Regions from separate parts of the Homo sapiens genome. Here regions 1 and 3 are each linked to region 2. Evidence: chromatin loops called from intact Hi-C (ENCODE). Cell type or tissue: Caco-2. All regions are shown on one strand. Links, peaks and the distances in the headings refer to the core of each region. The heading gives the core; the rest is flanking DNA. Region 1 overlaps SPATS2L (spermatogenesis associated serine rich 2 like). Region 2 overlaps SPATS2L (spermatogenesis associated serine rich 2 like). Region 3 overlaps SPATS2L (spermatogenesis associated serine rich 2 like).

Region 1 (7,913 bases), core at 1,946-6,945, 54 kb after region 2:
CAGGAGTGGGTTAGTTATCTGGAGAGTGGCTTTGTTGTAAAAGCAAGGTGAGCCCCCTCTTGCTCTCTTGCCAGCCATGAGATGAAGGCAGCACAAAGGCCCTCCCTTCACCAGACACCAATGCCATACTTCCTAGCCTCCAGAACCATGAGCCAAATAAACTTCTGTTCACAAACTACACAATCTAGAGTATTCTGTTATACAAAATAGGCTGACATCCATGATCCCTAAAGCGTTATTAGTCATTTACCAAGCCATCCTCAGATTTTTATTTCCTATTGAATCTAGTTGATAAGTTATATTGCTCATTTGCATAATTCCATTTCCTCCACTATGTCTTTGATCCAGAGCATGACATCATGTAGTCAGAGAATGGAAAATGTTTCTATATTTTGGGAGAAAAAAAAGCAATGTTTGTGATAACCCATTTTTTTCCCTCCTTCTAAGCTAAACACTTATAATTCTTAACACATGTTTTTTTCTTGGAACCATTTTTTTACTTCTGGCTTTATGTAAAATGTGAGAATTTTCTGTCTCAGAAAATGGCACTAGTTCATCTCTTATGATGTCCCCATTGTATGTTCATTGCCAGTGAGACAAATCTGTTTAGTGCCATCATTATTATTACTATAAACAGACCTGTATAATGTGCTTTTATGCATGTTTATCATTTTCAGTTTCAGAACTGTGTTATTTAGGCCTTGATCAGAAAGGTTTTCATATGAATAATGAGCCTGACTTTCTGGTCTGAAATTCCAATACACTTTATAGATAGATACACATAATACCCATTTACCGTGGACTGACTTGTAATTCAAATAAGAAATTCAAAACCACAGGTGTAAATGTACTATTAGTGTTGGGCTTTGACTTGTAAACAGGAATATAATTCATGAATTCCGTTAATTATTTAGTCAACCATTACATAGATATTTCTCAGTCAAGTTGTAAAATCTTAACATTCAGGTTTTAAGTGTGTTTTACAGGTACACACGATAATCTTAATCTCTAAAGACTTGGAAATAAGGAAACAACCTTCTTTATTTCCTTATGAAATAAGACTCAGTCATCTAATTTTCACCTTCCAGGTGTAAGGATCTTATAAAATAGCATAATACTGAAGTCAGAGACAGTCTGAAATTGTCTGAATTATATTCTGTCTTCTAATTACCTGCAAATGTGTTTGCTTCACTGTTTAAAAAGACATAGATGTATGTGTCTGCATAAACATATTTGTATACACAGTGGAATACGGAATGGAAGGAGAACTCAATTCAGAACTTCTAGTCCTGCTTTCCGCAACTCAAATGTATCAAGTTCTCTGACTCCCAGTCTCACCATCTGTAAAGCAGCTGTGAAGAACAATCGTGTGTGGAAACCTTTTGTAAAGAGTGAAACAGAAATCACTAAATGCATATGAGATTTGTGTGTTTGTGTGTGTGGTTGCTATAGCTTGACCCAATTCACAGCAACATGACAATGAATGGGGCTTGTCCTCCTTATCTGTCTCACAGACATCCAGATTTTTAAAAAGGATACTTGTAAATCCAAATGAATCAAAGTAAATGAAGGTAGAAAGAATCACACCACATTAGAGAAAATACTGAGGAGCCCACCAGGTCCAGCCCAGAGGCTATGTCTGGGGTGAGACCCCCTAACTGTGTCTTTTGCACAGCTTCTCCTTCCATTCCAGAAACCACGATTTTTCCAGAAGGGCCAAGTTTTTCCACAGGCGGTCTCCACAGCAGTGCCACAGTGGCTCTGGCATTGAGGGGGACAGACAGCAGGCGGGTGAAGGGCAAAGAGGGGAAACAAAAGAGATGTCTGAAAAGGGAGAGATAGAGGAAGGGCGGCCTTTTATGTCTACGGGAAACCTGTTTGTCAAGTTCTTGTAAGTCAGGGATTGTACGTATATCCAACCATACTTTACTACAATTAAAAAAAAAAGTCATTCACGGTTGACATTTCCTAAATGTCATGTATAGCTACGAAACACAACCCTGGCAAGATGTCAAAGGTACTGCCTTTGTTGTTAAAATCTGGTTTGTTCAGGCACAGCAAATAACTAACAAACTCATGGCCATTTTCTCTTAAATCGAAAAATATTTTCTGATGTATCCCAAAAAGCGCTTTTAAAATACATCTACAGACAGTTAAAAGCTATTTGTATTTTCTACAAACTATCCCTCCAAATGGGAAGAAAGGAGAGGAATAAGAATCCTTGGCAACAGCTAGCCTCTCGCAATGGTGAGGGCTTGAAAGGCACGAGAATGAAGTGGGTAAGTGGGAAGAAAAGGCTGAACTCCATTCTCTTTTTTTTTGAGACGGAGTCTTGCTCTGTCGCCCAGGCTGAAGTGCAATGGCACAATCTCAGCTCACTGCAACCTCCACCTCCTGGGTTCAAGCGATTCTCCTGCCTCAGCCTCCTGAGTAGCTGGGATTACAGGTGCCAGCCAGCATGCTCAGCTAATTTTTGTATTTTTAGTAGAGACGGGATTTCACCATGTTACCAGATTGGTCTCAAACTCTCGGCCTCAAGCAGTCCTCCCACCTCGGTCTTCCAAAGTGCTGGGATTACAGGTGTGAGCCATCGCGCCCGACCTGAACTTGATTCTTTACTAGGGCTGGCTACACTGTCCAAGACCTATGGCTCCACTTCTAGGATCACAGGGTAAAGTTAAAGTCATCTCATTGTATGAGAGCGAGGAACATCAACACCCCTTTCTATTCAGAGCAGAGAGCCTTCACTAAATTCCATGGTCTTGGCTATGCATCTTTCCCTCTTTGGGATAAATGACAGGGTCTGAGCTAATGATTCACATTGTTAAAATTACAGACCGAGGCAAATAATTATTCATGGTTAGTTAAGCTTAAGTTTGCTCCAACATGCCTTCCTGAAGTGATTCCTCTCAAAAACAAACTTACTTGGGAAATGTTTAACTTCATTAAGCCCTCACTGACATCAAGAAGGTATATTTCCAATGGACACCACCATGCAAAATATGGATTGGACAACTTAACTGAAGGCCCACTTTGCTATTTATGGAATGTTCTCTTCTCACTATAAAGAGAGGACCAGAGTTCTGCCAAGAAAATGTAAAAGCTGTAGTTTCCTACAATAGTGGTGCATATTTCTGTTTTAGACCACGGCACAGTACTTGTAGAAGTCATTGCTTCAGTAAGAGTTGATTATGTGTTCATTTCTCAAGGACAATGGGTCTGAGTGGCAAATACCTTCAGAATTTTTTTTTTTTAGGGATAAGCTAAACTAAGTCAGATTTCTTTGTGAAATAGGGGATGTGGCAAAACAAAGGGTGGTTAGATTCAAAGTTTGAAAATTTTGGGTATCATAGCTATTGGAGGTAGGGAATGGTAAAGGGTTGGAAGAGGGTGGAAATATCCAGGGACCACATCCATTTGCTCTTCTTGTTTTCTGCTTCAGGGGTAGTGACTTCTTTTGAAAAATGAGAGGTTTATTTTCATAACAGGCAGTGAGGAATAGTTAGGCAGATGTGTGTGGGTTGGTTCTGGCCCTTGATTAGCAGACAGGAATGATACTGCCTTTAAGTTTCACCAAATATATCCGTCAAAACACATACAAGGGACCTCCACTTGGATTGCACAATCAAGATCCCAAATTTCAACGCAGCGATCAAGCTGTTTTAGGAAAGTTTAAATGGAGCCAAATTTCCATTTCCAGAACTGTTCTCAGATGTGGTTAACAGATTACATGGACTTTTTCATCTCCTCTTCTTTGCTCCTCTAGGTTGAAAAGTCTAAAATCAAGGTATTTTTGAAAATTTTTCTGTGTTTTGATCAAGGAAGTCCTTGATAGAGGCCAGATGTCATTCTGCTACCAGAGTATCCTTTCTCAGAACCACAGCAAGAATGTTCCCAAACCTTTTAAAGAAAGTACATGCCATGTACAACATGTAGATGCTGTTGTCAGAGTAGTTCAGACTTTGGGCAGCTAAAATTGGAATGTGGCTTTGAGAACACTAGAAAGTTCACTGTGTGGCTGTGCATGTGTGTCAATGTGGGTGTTCCCCTCCCCTGCTTTCTCATTTTTTTCCCTCATACATGCAGGTTTTTGTGCTGTTAATCCTCTTGGAATGTAGCTCTTATCAGCACCTAGAGGAATTCATTACCCCTTCACCTTCGCTGTTCACCAGCCCATGAGGCTAAGGAACAAGAAAGCAATTGTCTGCAGAGCTGAACCCTGAATTCAGGTGTGCTGGCACTGAGTTACTGTCTACCTGATTTTTCCTATAATCAAAAGGGAAGGGGAAAAATTAATAATGCTTCCCTCTCCAAGGGAGCAGGAGGAAAAGAGCCTTCAGGAACAGAGGCTAAGGCCCCCTGCCATTAAATCCAGCTATTCTAGAGCTAAGGGTTAAAAAAGGAAAAAAAAAGCAGCAGGTTAGCAGATTCACAAGAGATCCTAAGCTGTGTCTGCGTAACAGAGCAAATGATCAATACAGTGGAGGTGAAAACTAGTTAAGCCTGTTATTTGGGATAATGTTTAAAAGAGAGAGAGAAAATCGAGCTTGTTTACCATATATATATATATATATATATATATATATATATATATATATATATATATATATATATAAAAACTGCTGGTTATATAGCCTCAAAACCAAAATATTTTGTATTTTATATAGAGCTGCAAAAACTCATTTTATGGTCTTTAAGTATATGCCCTTTTCTATCACCCTTAAATTGTCAGTTTTGTTCACACAAGAAAAGAAACTCAGAATACAAATACAGCACTACCTTTTTTGGTTGTAAACCATGAGGCATTGCTACACTGTCAGGCATTTACAAAAAGCAAAAGGCAAGACACAAACACCCATCAGTCTCTGGCTCTTTCTTCAAGCACGTAAACTGAGATGTACACTGAAATGGGAAACTACCCAAGCCAGAAAGGTAGCCAAACAGACTGGAAAAGAGATATAGCAACATTCTTAGAATCCATTAAAAGGCAATAGAAAGCAACCATTAACTGAACAACACTCAAACAGATTGACAAGATAGAACTGAAATGGCACAGGGGGCTTCCACCCTCTTAAAGAGCCGTGTCAAGGAGCAGGGGATTTATAACCAAAACCCTCAGATATTTCTAGAAGCCAACAGGGAAACCTTATACCAAAGACTACATCATTGTTAGCTATGTTTTTACAAGGTTGATTTATAGTTGCATCAAAAAAAAATCTCAATCTATAACTCCTCGCTACTGAAGGGAGGAGTGAATAAAAAAATTTTTATGCCCCATCCTTCAGTTTAAGGCTATGTAAATCAGTCATCAATTCTGAATATTGTATTAGATGAATCCCTTTGTTAACAATTATGCGTGTCAGAACACCAGGAATAATTTAGTATTAACCAAAATACATCAGGTGTTGGAGAAAAGTTACTGACAAGGTAATATATTTATTTTTTTAATGGGACAGTTTAGTTCTCGGCAAAACAAAATATGTGCCATTCATTTAATTTTAATTTCTCAGGATTTTGAAAAGTATCTCAACTTCAAATGTTTTTACTGCAAATATATTACTATAGTCACAAAATCTTCTAGCATACATTAAGTTTATTCACTTAGCAAACATCATTCCTCTGTATTCCCGGTACTTACATGCTTGGAGAAAAGCTTGCTATTGTTGGTTAGTGCATCTAAAAACACAAACACTGAGATGTTTGGCACTCCCTCCCAGCAAGTGCTCAGCTACAGAAGAAATACACAAATGCACTTCTCCCTCAGAGTTCGCACTGCTTTCCACCCATTGATTTCATAGTGGTGCATTTCATTTTCAAAACACTTGCATAAACATGATTGTGAACCATGCTGTGAGGTTAACTTTTGGTGATAACACAAAACCTGAGAAGATTTGTTTTTCAGAAGGTTCTTGGCAGTGACTGAACATATGGTGTGATCTTTGTGGAGGGTAATTCCTCACTTGCTTCACCCATTCTCTGTATTGCTGAAGCCAAGAGCCTCAACATTCCAAAGGAAACAAAAAAAAATTAACCACACTCAGCCCTAGTCAGTCACTATCCACAGGATTTTAGGTCTACTTAAAATTTAAATTTAAGCCAGGCATGGTGGCTCATGCCTATAATCCCAGCACTTTGGGAGGCCGAAGTGGGCAGATCACTTGAGGTCAGGAGCCGATGACCAGCCTGGCCAACATGGTGAAACGCCATCTCTACTAAAAAAACAAACAAACAAAAAAACATAGCTGGGTGTGGTGGCACACACCTGTAGTCCCAGCTACTTGGGAGGCTGAGGCACGAATATCGCTTGAACCTAGGAGGCAGAGGCTGCAGTGAACGATCGTGCCACTGCACTCCAGCCTGGGTGACACAGTGAGACTCCATCTCAAAAAATAAAATGAAATCAAAATAAAATTTAAATTTAGAAATTTGCATTGAGAGAAAAATTTAAATAATATATTTTTTAAAATGGCTATTAACATGGGGTGGGGGTGGTTAACACTGTGCTGATCTGTTTTCTTCCAAAACCTGCTTGGATGGTGAGAAAGTAATTTTTAAAAGGTATAAGCCCAAAAGGACAACAAATGAGAAGATGAGACAAAAATGGCTGAGGCATGACACAACCATTCAGAAAGAAGGAAAGCAGACAAAAGAGTAGGAACTTGATTCAGCAGAGGCCACTGAGACTTAAGGGCCCACAGATAAGAATACAGAGAAGCCAGCCGTCTGGCCACCAAAGAACCCCTGGAAGGCTGAGAGGGGGAACAGACCCACCTCACTCACCGTAGCCACGCAACCATCCCTCTCAACCCTGTGGGACATATGTGGTTTCCTCTCTAGAAAACTGAACCCAAGAGGCTGAGACCCCAGGCATTATGGAGGGCAGGCTGAGGGTCCAGGTTGAAAACAAGGGCCTAGGAGGAAGTCTCTCTGGGCACTAACAGTGAGGCCTCCAGCTCTCTCCCATTCAATAGCCTGGGGCAGTGGCTACTCTTAGACCCCCAGGCAGGAGATGTGAATTTCATTCCTGGGTAATGGAGTGACCACAGTGGGAAGACATTTAGATGTTGACACTTTGGTGGGAGGACAAAGTAAAAGGTGGCTTCCAACAAACTGAATTTGCTGAAAGGAATGAATTCCTGCCCTTCAGTGCTTGGATGAGAATGGCAATTAACAGGAGACCAGAAGGAGAAGGTTAGAGGATAAACAGGGTATAGTCATTAATTCCCCTGACCTGGGCATTGAGAACCTTGGATTTCACTCTTGCCTGTGTCTTTGACTCTTTTTCTTTTCTGAGACGAAGTCTTGCTCTGTTGTCCAGGCTGGAGTGCAGTGGCGCCATCTCAGCTCACTACCACCTCTGCCTCCTGGGTTCAAGGGATTCTCATGCCTCAGACTTCCAAGTAGCTGAGATTACAGGCATGTGCCATCACATTCGGCTAATTTTTTTGTACTTTTAGTAGAGACGAGGTTTCACCATGTTGGTCAATCTTGTCTCAAATTCTTGACCTCAAACGATCCACCTGCCACAGCCTCCCAAAGTGCTGGGATTGCAGGTGTGAGCCACCATGCCCGGCCTACGTGTCTTTGACTCTTGATGTAGCCTGTGAGTCATTTCTCCTTTCTAGATCTCGGTTTCCTCATTTGTAAACTGGAGGCTTATGACCCTAGGGTCCTGCTATTCTGAGATGTTGGAACACTCTTTCCAGAAGGTCTAAAGTGACAGACGGAATGCTGGTGGTCTCTAACGTGATGCCAACTACAGGCCTGAGACTTTGCTGACTTCTCAGGGTCCTTCTGCTCTCTCAGCAAGTGGCTGCCATTCTTAGATGTGATGCAATAACACCATTCTTCTTTTTAAAAAAGGGCTGTTTTAAACAAATTTGCACCGAAAGTACAGGACAAGATCCTAAGAT
Region 2 (7,913 bases), core at 1,588-6,587:
CACTATGGGTTCATATTACATAAAATTTCTTAATCATCACCATCATTATTACCACATCAGGCACACCTAAATAATATAATTAATATAATATTAATTATACTAAGTACATTATAGTTATATTAGACAAAGGTTTTCAATCCACCTACACAGCTGTGTGAACTGCAAAGACCCAGAATTATGGAATAAACATAAAATAATGGCTTTCTCTGCCTCCAGTCTCTCCCCTGCAAAACACAATGTTGTATTATGTTAAGGCAAAACACAAAATAAACCACTACTTGTGGAGATACTTCCTTTTTAGATGTTTATACTACTCTTGCCTATCCTTCTTCAAAAGAAAAAAACACATGGTAAGATGTGCACAGAAAACATTTTCTATCCTTGTCATTTTGTATATCCTAGCACTGACTGTATCCTTAGAAAATTGTCAATAACTGAGTTTTGATATCAAATCTAACTGAATATCAGATACAATTCCTGGAGGAAGACATTTAATTAGGACAGGTATTCCAAGTTTTACAGAAAAAGGGGAAAAAAATAGTTTCTGCTTATACTTGGATATTACATAGTAATGTTGAATTCTAGTAAATTTCTGGGCCAACCTCTGTTTCTGCTTTAATCACTTGGCTTGGCGAATGTGGAGACAGCGGCATTGTTTCTCAGCCTGTTATTTATAAATTCACTATGTTTATTTTCCTATGGAAATGTCTTTGAGAAAGATGGAGAAATTGTGTGAACTCACATGTGCACATAAAAATAAAGGAACCTCACTGTGTCACTCCTCATAATTCAGTGGTATCAAAAAGGGTTTAAGCATCTTAATCTAAAAAAAAAAGCCCTCATTATGCAGAGCTTTAAATATAAGGCATGGATGACCAAGGAAGAGTTATAGTGAGGTTGTGCTGAAAGGCTTGCCTTTGCAGTTGGAAACCAAGCTTCTGAGGACGGATGCTCCTGGAAGGAATGGATCAATCAATGCGTGACTAATAGTAGTTTGCATACGGAGAACTCATAAAATTCACGCCCGCAGCGGCTGTTTTGCAGAGGCTGTTTCTGGCGCAGCTTCACACAGCCTTTTACTTCATTGCCACAGCCCAGGCTAACACCTAAGCCACCGTTTGAAGCTGCACTTGACTGCCCCGCTAAAGGACTCTCATGCCATAAACAAAGTGGTCCCACCAGGCGGCCGCTGTTGGGTGACAGTCAAGATGGCTAGTTAGCGGTTCATTTAGCAACTGCTTTACCTTCCCAAAATTATGTTCCCGTATTTTGCTTCTGCTAATTTCACTCTGGTTTGGCAAAGTCCATGTGCTATCTAGAAACAGCATGATGTTTTGATGCCCCCTCTTGAGTGTTTTAGTCATGATCCTCTCCTCTCTCTGGGGCTTCCCTATCTGACTCCGCAGGCTCTGCCCCATGGCGCCTCAGGCCCGCCCTGCTGGCCTTTTGCTTGCACTAACTGGGCAGTGAGGCAGTGTGACTTTCATGGACGTTGTTTGGTTTCAGTTTCCCAAACTAACTTGCCTTCTCTGCACCTGAGCTGTCTGGTTAAGAGCCGTTAACAGATTTCCTCATTCATACTGTGCATCTTTTGAGCCTGTCTGTGATGACCCTTAGAAATTCTTCTTGGCTTCCTGATGAGTCACTTAAACTATGTCTGAGTTTCCAAAGTGGCTCTGACCAAAGTTTTCAATCCACCCACACAGCTGTGTGATCAGCAAAGACCCGGCATTATCAAATAAACATAAAATAACTGTTCTCTCTGCTTCCAGTCTCTCCCCTGCAATTCAGTCCCAGGCAGCTGCTCTTCCTGGAGTATATTCGTGACCATTTTACCCTCTTCCTTAAGAACTTAAGAATAAAGTTCATTATCTGCAACCTGGCATTCAACGCCAGCAACAATTGGGCTCCAACTTGCTTTCTAAATGTCTCTGACTTTACCCCTTCACAGACAAGCTCCCCATGCCCAGTTTTGAACCCCCACCCCCAGGCCGGGCTTTTCCAAGATATGTCTGAATTGCACATTCCAGGTGAAATGCCATGTGTTCCATGAAATCCTTCTCCATACCCCCTGCCAGAGGTCACCTTTGCCTCAACTCCTGCAGCCCTTGGTCAGCAAGTGTCTTAGCCCCTTTTCCTTTATAGCTCCAGTATTTGTGTGTGTGTCGTGTCTCCCAGATGGTAGGCAACGTGAGGGCAGAATCCTCATCTTGGCCATTTTTGGATAATCACCATGCCCATTCACAAGCGACTAATACGGTGCATGTAGTAGGTATTTAATACATATTTGTTGAGTGAGAGAATGCCAACTTATAGCTACACCAGGCGGCTGCTCTGAGTCAAAGGAAGACTCCACCATCTTGTGTGGACCATCCCAGCACTCTGCATCTACCACTCATGATAACAGTGGGCAGGTCTCACTTGATTGATGTCATTAAGCATAATATGGGTAGGGAGAACATATATATGTTCTTTAAATTTCAATAACAGAGACTGGAGGAATATTTATGAGATTTTTACATTCTTACAATTTTAATTCTGTAGAATAAGGTACTCATGGTATTTTGTGGAGTTTTAAAAATATGAAAAAGCACAGTAACTGCCTGTCTATCCTTCCAAGGCTCAGCTTAGCAGACAGACATTGGTTGAGCCCCCATTAAATGACAGGAGCTGAGGATACAAAGAAAAACTAGATACAGTTCTGCTGTAAGGAGGCACAGTTTAGCAGTGGAGCCAGAAATGTCTACAATAAAAGTAGGTAGTAAGTGTTGTACTGTCCTTATGAACAGGGTACTGTGGTGCTACAGAGAAGGAATTAACTTTGCTGAGTAAGGGTGAGTACTTTATAGAGAGCCAAATGTCATGGAAGGAGCGCTGGAGTTAGACAGACCTATGTTCTAATCTTGCTTCTGCTACATGCTAGCTCTATGACCTTGGGTGAACCACTTAAATTTTTGAAACTTGGTTCTGTAGCTGTAAAATGAGGATATTATCTTCTAGAGCCTATGTAAAAATGGAAAGGGATGATGCCTGTAAAGTGTTTCATATAGAATTTGGCATATATTAGCTACTCAATAGATTTTAAAAAGAAAAAAGTGGGAGCATTTGCATTAAGGGGTCCTTCCAGGTGTGGCTTTGAAGTGGAAAGACCATGTGGCTTGAATGTTGGTCAAGACGTATTTGGGGGAGACTACCTTGTCTACCCTTCTTCTTAGAGAACCTCCTACCTCCACAGACTTGCTAAGGGGTCAGTGGACCCAAGACTCTGTCCCCACTTTTCCCTTCTCTATGGTGTAACTGGTACAATGAGAAAGTCTATCTTTAGGGTGGTTAACATGGTTTTACCCCCTCTTCTTCTTTCATTTAATTATTTACTAAATGTCTACTATGATCAGGCACTGCACTAGAGGCTGGATACAGCAGTAACAAAACAGATATGGTCACTGCCAAAACTAGAGAGGGAAACGGATATAAACACAGAAATTAAAATATATCACTGCAACTTGTGCTAAGTGAGTGCTATGAAGGAAGCAATCAGAACACAGTGACAATGAATTACAGTGGTCAGGAAGTGGCCTGGCTAGAAAAGACAAAGTGAAACAATTAGACCCTCTGCCTTGAAGGTCTGAGCTATTCAACACAAAGGGAGAGAAGCTGGAGTGCAGATGAAGAGAGGCTGGACTTGCAACTGCCTCACTTTCTCTCCTTCCTGCTCCTTTAACTTTTCCTGAAGTCTCATGAGACGCTGCCAGACCTTTATAATAATAACCTCTTTTTTTTTTTTTTTTTTAAACTTGTGCTAGTTTGAGAGGGTTTCATTTTCTAGAGCAAGTATGGTGTGCCTGGAGGCAACATTAATAGCCGGGGCTGGAAATAAAAATAATAAAGCTAAATAATCCCGATTGGCAAAGGTGAGAAAAGGAAGATTTTAAATATAAGTCCCATTAGAATGTACATGACAGCTGGGAGAAGAGAGGCCTGAGACCTTTGCTCACACACTTCTTCCAGCATTGACATTGCCACCATTATTTACTTATGTGACTTCCTGCTCTACTGACAGGGAGCATATCTTTATATCCACAGGGTCTAGAACAATGGGTGGCATTCAGTAGATGATTCATAAATGTTTGTAAAAGGGATGACTCACTGAATGAGTAAAAGGAAGCAGGGAGTCTAGTAAGATGGTTACTGACATATTCTAGTTTTATTTATCCATTTTTAAGTGCATCTCTAATTAAGAATTAAGTATTACACACTATTAAAAAGCTTAATGGATTCAAGCCCAAAATGTATGGAGTGCCTCCTGGGTGCCAGGCAGAGCATATGGCTGGCTCTTTCCTTGAGAAGCTTGCAATCTTGGAGGTGAGCTTAACCTTATCCCCTATGATAAGGACAGCAATCAAGCAGCCAGCAACCTCCTCCTCACACCAATGGGAACTGGAGTTATTTATGGGTTTGCCGTTCCTGCAACTTTGAAAGGAGTTTTATAATCAGCTTTGGTCACATTTCTCAAATGCTGAGCCATTCAGAGATGCCTTAAAAACAGCTCATCTGTGTATGCTTTGCTTCACTTGCTGGGCCACTAATATTATCTACACAGTAATGGAGGTAGTTTTCCTATGAATTTTCTTGGGGAAGAAAATACTCTTTGCAGACCAGTACCTTCACATCATGGATAATTCCATAATTTAATTGCCTTTTCTAACATCTACTTCCTGCCAGCAAAAAATATGCATGAGGTGCTGTCATGTTCTACTTGGCTGACTTTTGGGGAATTAACACCAGGGGTACAAATCAAAACTAACTTTTTTTTTTTTTGGCAGGAAACCAGGAAGAGAAAGAATAATGCAGATTTGAAGATGGAAAAAAATGCAGTTTTTATAGAATTATGGGAAGTAAAAGTGGAGAGGATCTTAGAAACATTCTAGTTGTGGCTTCTCAAACTTTAAAATATATTCTGATCACCTGGGGATCTGATTGGGATGAAGATTCTGATTCAGAGGCTTGGGGTGGGTCCTGAATTCTACATTTCTAATCAGCTCCCAGCTGATGTAAATGCTGCTTGTCCAGGGATGTGGTGGGCAGAATAATGGCCCCTCAAAGACGTCCATGGCCTTATCCCCTGGAACCTGTTAACATGTTAGGTTACATGGCAAACTGAATTTGCAGATGGAATTGAGGTTGCTAATTAGCTGACCTTCAAATGGGGAGATCATCCCGGATTATCTCAGTGGGTCCAGTATAATCACAAGGGTCCTTATAATTTGATGGAGATGGAAGAGAGTCAATGGGACAGTGATGCAATGAGAGAAAGGCTTGGCCAGCCTCTCCGGGTTTGAAGATGAAAGGGGGCCACGAACCAAGGAATGCAGGCAGCTTCTAACAGCTAGAAAATGCAAGGAAGAGTATTCTCCCCAGGGCTCCAGAACCAGTACCTTGAGTTCAGCCCAATGAGACCCATTCGGACTTCTGACCTCCAGAACTAGAAGATAATCAATGTGTGTTGTTTTAAGCTGCTGAAGTTGTGGCAGTTTGTTACAGCAGCAACTGGAAATGAATGCAATGGACCACACTTTGAGAAACAAAGGCCTACACTTCTCTTCCTCCCTCCTTATAAGGAGATGTCTTTCCCTATCCCACCAACTATTACCTTTTAAAAAAATATACCTTCCAGATGGCAACCCTCTCCACAAAGGTTTGGGGGAATTCTAGCCATTCACTCATTCAAGCCACATTTTGTGAGGGAAAGTGAAATGAATCTCACACAATCTTTGCATCCAACGAGCTGACAAAAGAGTAAGGAAAATAAGGCAAAGTCATAAATAACTAGCACATCATTCTGGTAACAACGTTCTCTCTGAATCTTACCTGCTCCCTATTCTTTCTTTCATTAACCCAGACAGGTTCCCCTATCTTTCACCTGGACTCTGGAAAAGGCCTCCTAATGGGATTCTCTGGCTTGGTTTCTCCTCTCTCCAATCTGTCTTAAAACAGTCATTGCACAATTAATCTCCCCAAAGTGCTGAGCGTGTTCACTGATAGAGGGAAGGAGATGGCAGTGAGAAAGAATTAGAAGAGGGGAAGAGAGGAGATAAATTATGAAACAAGCTTCCACTGGAAATAAGAGAAACGTCATCAAAACCCATGTGGAATGGAAGGGAGGTTCTTCTGTTTTTCTAAGAATTCAGAGAAAGGAGAAAAGGAGAAGTGAGAGTGAAGACATAATAAAAATTTCAGATTGTGAAGGGGAAAATTTATGGAAACCATTCCTCTGCGTGAGAGTTTTAGAATTCGCTTTGGGGCTTAAAAAGTGGAGAAAGGTTTAGAGCTGCCCTTATGGAAATGAGATAGGAAATGACCTTGATGAATGATGGAATGCTGAGCAGGCCTGTGGGTCCATGGTGCTGGACTGCACAGATCTGTTACGGTGCCGATCGGCATGGCTTTCCCCAGCAATTCTCAACAAGCCAGAAGCAGGAGCAAAGCAATCATCCATAGTTACAAACTGAACTGTAAGAAATGTAGTGGTAGATTTTAGGGCTCAGAAACATAGGGGCTGAGTATCACTAAGGTGTCTGATGAAGGCATCTGTGGTCTATGAAGGGGGAGGATGAATTGGAACACTAGAGAAAGGCTAAGGGACAAGAAAGAACAGATGTTAAAGAGAATTAGAAGATGAGAGAGGTCAATGATAAGGACATGCTCAGAGAAGGGATGTTAGACATTGCCAGTATGTGGTCCCAGTGCTGCTTGCTGGTGTGTAAGTATAACCCCTTTTCTGCAGTCCAGCCCTTTGCTTTTTAAAAAGAACTAAAGTGTTCTCCACAATTCCATCTTTATAGAGTAAACGTGCTCTTCTGCAATTTTTCATAAGCTGTGCCTCCTAAGTTTTTACTATCTGATCAAGCTCACCTGAGCATATCCTGTTAAAATATGTTGCTATAAGAGAAGCACATTGCTCCAGAAGTGGTTGGATTAGAGCAGAGGACTGTGAGACCTGCACCTGCCTTGGTTGGGCCCCGTTTATCCATTAAGGGAGTCTAAGGTGGCATCAGCAATTTTAGGAGCCACATTAATTAATCACTAGGTCAAATGCAGGTTACTTGCTACTGACTCTCCTTCCGTTGAGTTTGAGACAAGTGTCCCCGGGCCTTTACTTGTGCAATGACTAGAACACAAAGGTAGGATTTTATATTCATCTTTCTTAAATTTCAATATGTAAGTTCTGACATATCACTCCAGCCAACTGTTATGTTTTAGAACCTTGCATTTTGCCCCATGATAAACAGGAATGTTTCAGCCATTCCTTCCAATTTTGTATCATTTTAAAAATCAGTTGACATCCTCTATATCTTAGATTTGTTATTTGAATTTTGTGTAGGCCATGGCCAAGTACAGAGGCTAGAGTATTACCATAAAAACTTCCCTCAAAGTTGAAATTAATCTTTTAATACCTGGTTCATTCATTTCTTCAGTCAGTCACAATGCACAGACTCAGAAGCTGGACTGCAGCAGTGACAGATGCATTGGGGTTTATAGTCTAGGAAGGCAAATGTTTGATGAATGTTATAGAAGAAGCAGTAAGGATGCTCTGGCATCTATAACAGGGGACCTGTCCTAGTCTAGAGAGTAAGGGAAGCCCCCTCCAAGGACTGAAGTTAGCTTAAACCGAGAATGATGGGTTAGTAGCACTATAGTTAGGCCAGGGGAATGGGAGGGAAGGTGGAACATTCCAGGAAGAGGGCACAACGTCTATGAAGAGATAGGACTGAGTGACTGGAAGAACATGCTCAAAGGAATGAAGGTCAAAGATTGCTGGAGCATTAAGTATGAAAAGGAGGGGGACTGTGGGTGATGCTGGAGAAGAAAGGCACAAAGCAAAAGTGGGCAAGGCCCTGGAAGACTTATAATTT
Region 3 (7,913 bases), core at 1,176-6,175, 87 kb after region 2:
CCTTTGACAGCATCAATTTACTTTGGCTGTTGTTATTGCTTAATTCCTAAACTGACTTATGTGAAATACCCTGATTCCTGGGGAGATAAGTGATTCTGGCTTAGTCCGTACAACTAAAACAAAGAAGAGTTTCATATTATCAACTCAATGAATATTTTCTTCCTTGAGGTTTCCTTTCATCAAATAATCATATCAATGCTTCATTTCCTTTAGTTAACACCTTATTTTAATGAGGCTTGATTCCAAAACATATAAGAATACACACACGCAAGAGGTACTATATTGAGTAAGTCAAGCATTCCAGCCAAGTATCCTATCTTTCATGTGGCACCAAGTGACATTTTGTAGAAGGCACAATGCTAACTATTCATTCTGCAAGCCTCAAAAAGATAGGCATGAACTACATGCCAGAATGGAAAAAGCATAAGCTTTGAAATCTGACGCTGGCTTCAAACACCATCTCTACCACCACTATCTCTCTGTGACCTTGAGCGAATGACTTATCTCCCCTCAGAGCTCTGTCATCTGAAAAATGGGCGTAACAGACTTACCTCAAAGGGGATGTGAAAGTTAAAGAGAATTTTATTGTAAAGAACATAGCATATAACCTGGAACATTAATAGACACTAAAGAACTGTAAGTTTTTTTCTGCCTCTCCATAAAATGCGATTAGTAATTCACTTTGAATTTGTTGTCTATTCACAAAACATAATGTAAACGATATCAGCTGTGGTGTTCTTTGTGATCACAATAAATTAAAAATTGTTTATCCATAGAATAACATTAAAGCACATTCATATACTGAAATTTATGCAGTCATTCTAAATATTTTTCAAATAATATTTTATGACAAGGAAATTTTTACCCTATAATTTAAGTGAAGAAAGCAGAAAAGAAAACCTGCATAATAAAAATAGTTCACATTTGCTGAGCATATGCTATGGTCCAAGAACCATGCTATGTACTTTATCTGCATTATCTTATTAATTTTTACAATAAACTTACTAGGTATATAGTATTATTATCCTCATTTTATAGAAGTAGAAATTAAGGTTTAGAGAGTTTAAGGAATTCATAGTCACTACGTAAGTTGTATAGCCAGAGCTGAAATCTCCAAGTGCCTGATTCCAAAGCTCTTTACCGACTATGTCATGCTGATTCTTCTGTACAAACGTCCTGGGTCCACCAAGAGCTAGTTTAAAACACACAAATATACACATGCACACACACTCACAACCTCACACAAATGCACATCTGAAAGGGAAACACCAAATGCTAACAGTGACAATCTCTGAGAGGTGGAATTTGAGCTGACTTTTAATTTTTTATCCATTTCAGTAGCTTCCAAATTCAAAGAGTATGTATTATTTTTAACATCAGATTTTTTTTCAAAAAAGAAAATGCATGAAAGTACTCTGAAAAATATAGACACAAATACTAGTATTTTTATGAAGCACTCATTTATTCCTTGATATATTATAGATTTGTGTTTCTTAAGAATACTATTCTTTTAAATTATTTTTTCTATCTAGTCCAAGGCAGAGAACATGTTTTTAAAAAAACTATTTTGTACATGAGTACAATAAAATATAGCACAGAAAGCACCATATGTGTTACTTGACAGCTATTTGACATTAATATGAGAGTCAAATAATTTGTGTGGGAAGAAAAATAAACCTCTTTTCAAATAATACAGAATTTTCAGCTTAGTGAAAACACATCCATTAGTGACACAATGCCATCAGAGCTCTCTCTGTCATGGTCACGTTACTGATACTGTCATGGAGCCATCTACACAGGCTGGCACACTGTTAGGACATGCCTCAGCCTGACGACTCTGTCCCAGGAGATGAGAATATCATGATGTGCTGGAGTGACACCTATGGAGTAATTTCCTGTCACCCCACCAATTCTCTTTAAGAGTAATGATTCTGTAAAGAGAATAGAATGATGTATTACATAGCAATTCCTTTGAACCAAACAAGTTCATGAGTTGAAATGATAGGTGAAGTTTGATTTTATTTTACAAAATTATTTTCTCTTAGATACATTAAAAATAAGGTGACTTAGATATGCTTTTTCAAGAAATTTTTCAGAAGAAAAATTAATGCAATCTAAAAATTACTCTCATGAATCTTATTCTTTATCATAGAGTTCTACTGTGTGGCAATAAGTAGACCAATAATGATCTCATTACTAAAGCATTTGACTAAGTCTTTCCCTGACTCTATGCTCTTGGATAACAAAGTAAACAAGTGAAAGACTGTCAAGCTAGTTTAAAAAAAAAATTCACATACTGATGTTAATAATTCTCTTGCAGAATGTCACAGGGCCCTATCTTTGGCCTGTCTTGGTCAACATTTTATCAACGACAAAGTAACATTTCCAAGTGTGCAATTGATAAATAAGTAAGAGTCTAACATCATTAATATATCGAATTTAAAAATTTTAGAATTCAAAGCTGTCTTGATAAAGAGGAAAAATAATTTAACAAAAAGAGACAAAATGTAGAAGGATAAATGTATGTAAAGTCCTCTAAGTAGGCACACATGATTCACTGCTCAAGTAAAGAACAAAGGAGACCTGGCTTTGTAGCAGTTGTTAGGAAAAAAGGCTTGGAAGTTTTCTTTAGCTTCGTATGTGAACAAACAATGTGCTGTTCCTGATTTACATGTGAGGCCCACACAATATTTGACTAGATTAATAAAAGAGTGCCCTGATCAAGGGAGTGAATAGCAGCCTGGTGTTTTCTACTGTTCAGAATACTCAGTCAGGAGTAGGCTGTTGCATTCAAGATGCTTTTTTTTTTTTTTTTTTTTTTTTGAGGTGGGGTCTCGCTCTGTCACCTAGGCTGGAGTGCAGTGGCGCAATCTTGGCTCACTGCAACCTCCACCTTTGGGGTTCAAGCAATTTTCCTGCCTCAGCCTCCTGAGTAGCTGGGATTACAGGCATACGCCACCATGCTCAGCTAATTTTTGTATTTTTAGTAGATACGGGGTTTTGCCATGTTGGCCAGGCTGGTCTCAAACTCCTGACCTCAAGTGATACGCCCACCTCGGCCTTCAAAATGCTGGGATTACAGGCGTGAGCCATAACATCCGGCCAGATGCACTATTTTTAAGATGGCATTGATAGAGTAGTGGGTGCCTAGAGGAATGTTAACAGGATGAGAACTATCAGTTAAGAGAACTAGCACTGCATAACCCTGAAAGGAGAAGACTTCGAGGAGGAGATACAATAGCTATGGTCAAATATTTGAAGAGCGACCACACAGAAGGTGCATATTTATTCTGTGGCATTCAAAGGGCGGATGGAAGACCAACAGGGAAGCTGCAGGGAGGCAGGTTTCAGTGCACCACTGGGGAAGAGGTTTTACAAATATCTGTGTCCACCTGTGCTTGATGGAGTATTGGTCCAATCACAAATAACATGAAGTCCAAATCGAAATGGGCTTAGGGTCCGGAGCACTGCAGACTACTGTCATTAGCATTATTTGGCTTCATAAAATGTTGACCAAACTCCTCGTTCCTGGCTGGTTCAAATGGCAACTGGGATAATGTGGAAAGAATTCCTGCATTTGGTGAGATGTTAGACCACAGTATCCATTTTCCGTTTCCATTGTCTGCTTTCTACACGTGTAATTTCTTATCACTGAGTTTCATGAAGATACTCCTAGTACACACATGTAAGTAATATCTAAATATGCCTCACCTTAATAAATGAGGGGAAAATGTAAATTTAAATGCAATCGAGAAGAGTCCAGAAGGTGAAATTCCACAAAAGTTTTCATATTATAAATTAGTGCTGCCATGGAAACCTTAGTTGATATCATCCACTGCAACCGAAACAGTTCTTGTTCAGGGAGTACCAGAACAATGAATGAGTTCATATATTCAGTGCTACAAACCAGCACTAAATAACATTTTTAATGCCATTATTTCTAATTTTTGAGGACGTAGATTTACATGGTCTCCTTGAGTGTTCATGATTTTGATATGGCACTAAAATTGAGGGTATGGAATTACAGTGGTGTGATCAATTGCATCAAGAGCTGACCAAGTCACTGGAAGCTCAGTACATGTACTGAATCCACCATTCAGATTCCACAGGAGAAATAAACGAGAAAGGAAAAAGACCTGCCAGATCAGGGCATTTGCAATCACAGTGACTGGCATAACATCTTCCCCTTTTCCCTTAAAAAATTACAGGACTGACCACATTCCTACAATAAACACTTGTCGATCAGGGCAGTATGTGAGATCAGACTCTCTGCTGTTTACAGCACTTCAACAAATGGGTTTTCTCAGTTATGTACTGGTAATCACTACAATACGTGAAAGTCAGCCCACACTGAGAACAATATTGCCTCCAATCAAAATCATTCTTACCTTAGCATACTAAAGCTTTTTCCCTCTTGTAAGCAACAAAAGCTACAACAAAAGAACTTCCCAAACACCCACAGCTAAGGAAAAAACTGCTCCAACAAAATAAGTGTGAAAAATCTGTCCCTGGTGTCCAATTCATATATAAATCTTCTTTTTCAGGATATTTTAGTGGCTTTATTTGTAATCTATCAGCAAAGAATAGAAATAAAAGTTTATTTTGATGGCAGTGCACCTGACTATTCAGAGATTCAAAAACCTGCTTTGTTAATTGTTATGCTATCCTGGCAGAGGATGTAAACATGCCTTTTTTCCAAGGCTTCATGCTGTACCTATAATCTCAGATGAATATTTTCACAAATGCAAAGCATAGGGAGAATGGGACTTAGGCAAAATGTGAAGGCAACTTCCTTCTGGTCCTTTGTCACCCTTGGCTGGGTAAAATCTGGGCCCCTTGCCCCAGATTTCATATCCTCTTCCTGATCAGTCTCAGGGAAAGGTCTATAAAATTATTCAACATAAGGAGGGTGAATTGAGATATACTGAGATATGAGGATAAGTTTGACTTACCACCTCCATAGCATTTGCATTTTAGGCCCTGGTGCCAGGCACTTTATATTTTATCTTATTTAGTCACAACAAAATCATAACAGAATTGTAGGCGTTACTCACTTTGCTTCATACATGAGAAAACTGGGGTCCAGAAAGATTAAATAACTTGCTCAAATTCATATAGCCAGCAATGGCATGACTCAAAATCAGGTCTTTCAAGTGCCAAAGCCCGTCCTCTTTTTCTTCTAAATCATACTGGTCATAGGAAACTAAATAGAGTTTTTATAACGTAGGCTTTCACATATTGGAGAGCAAAAAAGAGAAACTTGATATTTGAAGTGCCCTTTTCAGCAGTATGGATTCTGAAACCACAACATAAAGGCGGCCACCTTTCTCATACACACATAAGACCAACCTTCCCACTAGAGACAAAGATATGAATGCACCATAATTTAAGAAAATCAGCCCTATATCTGTCTTCCTTTCTCCTTCCAAGTTGTACAAATGGGACTCAGAGACCAGCGGGACTGCAAACTAGCAAGAATATTTGCTCTCAGGGGTCTGGAGCCAGGGAAAAGCCAAGCTCCAGGCAAATTATTCAATTCTAAATATCTATCAAGTTTCCTGACCCTTGCTGGTAGTTCTCAGTACTAAAGAGGCCTAGAAGGGAGTAGCAGTGGCCCAACCCTAGGGACACTACTGTCCCAAGAAGGCTTGGAGAAACATGACAGGATCCTTAACTAAGACAACTTGGGGTCCCTCCACAAGAACACAAATCCAGGACTTGGGAATGCAGGAGACAAGGTGGAACCCAGTACAAAAGTGAAAACTTGTTTACCCAAGAACAAGACTGAGTTATGGCTACCTGGCTAAACTACCTGGACAAGGCAAACTGCATGGTTGGTCCGCGAAGTCGCTAAGCCTCAGATGAAAGGAAGCTGTATGCCCTCTGGAAAGGGCCTAAACTGGTCCTAGATCCTGCGAATGAGGGAGAAATAATCACATCAAGGTAGTTACCACTCCTCTCAGGCCATTTTCTATAATGTAGGACTTTCAAACTTCTGTTTTTAGCACAAGAACCTTTGCCCCTAACAAAATCTTATACAAAATGCCTACTCATGAAGCAAATAAAAACAGCCGCCCAGGTTGAAACCAAGAGAGGAAGTTCTCAGAATTTAAGAGTCCAACAGACTACAGCAGGCAAACCACCACTAGAGAAGACACTGAGTCACACTGCCTATCAGATTTCACTGGAATCTAATCCCACTGGACTGTTCTCTTTATAGTCACAGTTTCTTCCCATCACCTCTTCCAGGAGGGTTCCCCTTCCTGATCCAACCTGGTAAGATCTGGTTTCCTATCACAGGTTGGCTTTTCCATCGTGAACACATAAAGCTCTGCATATCTCTTTTTTTTTTTTTTTTTTTTTGAGATGGAGTCTCACACTGTCTCCCAGGCTGGAGTGCAGTGGCACGATCTCCCCTCACTGCAAGCTCTGCCTCCCAGGTTCACGCCATTCTCCTGCCTCAGCCTCCCGAGTAGCTGGGACTGCAGGTGCCCACCACCATGCCAGGCTCTTTTTTTTTTTTTTTTTTTTGGATTTTTGGTGAGACGGGGTTTCACCGTGTTAGCCAGAAGCTCTGCATATCTCTTAAGGCAACAGGTGCTATCTTCCAGGTCTTTCTGACAGTCCGTATGCCCTTCCCTCAAAGCCCTTCAGGCCAACTCATCCACAGATTACTGCCCTCAGTGTCTTAAGGCATAACTAACTTCTGTAGAGCCCTTATCAGTGTGGGTCACATCATTTTGTTTGACACATTATGACTGTATGGTGTGCATAATATTCGGACTCCAGATTCGTTGATTCATTAATTTGTTCAGGATCCTACAGCCAGACAGTAGGGGAGTTGGGACTTAGCCCACTAGGAAGAATCAACGGCAGGATGGGGAATCTCAGAGACCTGGCTCTCAGGGTTTCAGCTGGTGCCTCACAAATAGGAGGCTTCCAGGGAATGTGATTCCACTTTCCCTTCCCTTGTTCCTCCTGTCTACCTCAAATCCTTCCTCTACCATACCACGAGAATTCCTGCCTCCCACTTCTGATGATGGCTGGGTGGGCCTGCTGAGACAGATGTGCTTTAATAGTGCTTTCCACACTATGCCCATTGTACATGTAACTCCTGGCTATAGCGTTCAGAAGCTGTCTCTCCAATTCTGAATCTTATCCAAACATTTCATACCTCTGGACTGAAAAAACTGAGCAACTGCTACTTCTCTATGCCAATAGGGCTGACTTAATCATTCAAAAAGCTCGTGGGCTTGGCTCGTACAGGATGCATCTCCTGGGAATGAGATGTTCCCTAACAATGCTGTCCAACAGAACTATAATGTGAGCACACAGGTGATGTTTAATTTTCTAGTAATCACATTTTATTTTATTATTTCTTTATGTCGCATGGTAACGTCCACTAAGTAATCACATTTTTAAAAATAAAAAGAAATATGTGAAATTAATTTTAGTAATATATTTTGTTTAACCTACTATATCAAAACTATTGCTGTTTCAACATGTAACCAATATTACAATTTGTTAAATAAGAAATTTTACATTTTTTTATATAGTCTCAAAGCATGGTGTATTTTACACTTACGCACATCTCAACTTGGACTAGCTGTATTTCCAGTGCCCAACAGCCACATGTAGCTAGTGGCTACAGTACTGAACAGCAGGTCTATCATCTCGCCTCTATTCCCATCCCTCCTATCATTTCTTTCCTTTAGTGGAGATGCTACGGGCAGGGGCAGACAGTGGGGACCAGGATCATTAGAGGAGACTGACACACACCTGAAGGGAAGGCCCAGATCACAAAGAAGCTTTCGTGCCATGCCAGGGAGCTTACATTTTAACCTGAAGATGCAGAAACTCCTCTGAAGGATTTTAAGCAGTGGAGAGTTGTAATCAGATTTGCCTTTTAGAAA

Evidence for each region. Hi-C counts contacts between places; a loop is a spot of excess contacts. Peaks named below come from ENCODE experiments on the same cell type or tissue, not always from the same donor. Only the 100,000 strongest peaks of a DNase experiment are listed, where the experiment ranks them.
Region 1: it touches region 2 in a loop (3-fold over the local background); 5 of 110 quality-filtered maps call a loop at or near these places.
Region 3: it touches region 2 in a loop (5-fold over the local background); 6 of 110 quality-filtered maps call a loop at or near these places.

The regions. Positions count from the first base shown.
Region 1 is chr2:200,349,016-200,356,928 of GRCh38, reverse strand. All of the region lies in intron 2 of SPATS2L (spermatogenesis associated serine rich 2 like), which reads right to left. Among named protein-coding and RNA genes, the nearest start is that of SPATS2L, 46 kb to the right of the region's middle. In Caco-2, for the core only: no CTCF peak of the experiment used is centred there; a DNase peak (open chromatin) is centred at 4,138.
Region 2 is chr2:200,402,287-200,410,199 of GRCh38, reverse strand. The region is part of intron 3 of SPATS2L (spermatogenesis associated serine rich 2 like); the gene reads right to left. It overlaps LOC101927741 (a long non-coding RNA gene), which reads left to right. Exons shown (of 7, transcript XR_007088047.1): 7 at 4,824-7,913. Among named protein-coding and RNA genes, the nearest start is that of SPATS2L, 100 kb to the right of the region's middle. RefSeq lists an enhancer at 3,641-4,840. In Caco-2, for the core only: no CTCF peak of the experiment used is centred there; DNase peaks (open chromatin) are centred at 4,029 and 4,419.
Region 3 is chr2:200,314,475-200,322,387 of GRCh38, reverse strand. All of the region lies in intron 1 of SPATS2L (spermatogenesis associated serine rich 2 like), which reads right to left. Among named protein-coding and RNA genes, the nearest start is that of SPATS2L, 12 kb to the right of the region's middle. RefSeq lists a silencer at 228-522. In Caco-2, for the core only: no CTCF peak of the experiment used is centred there; a DNase peak (open chromatin) is centred at 3,329.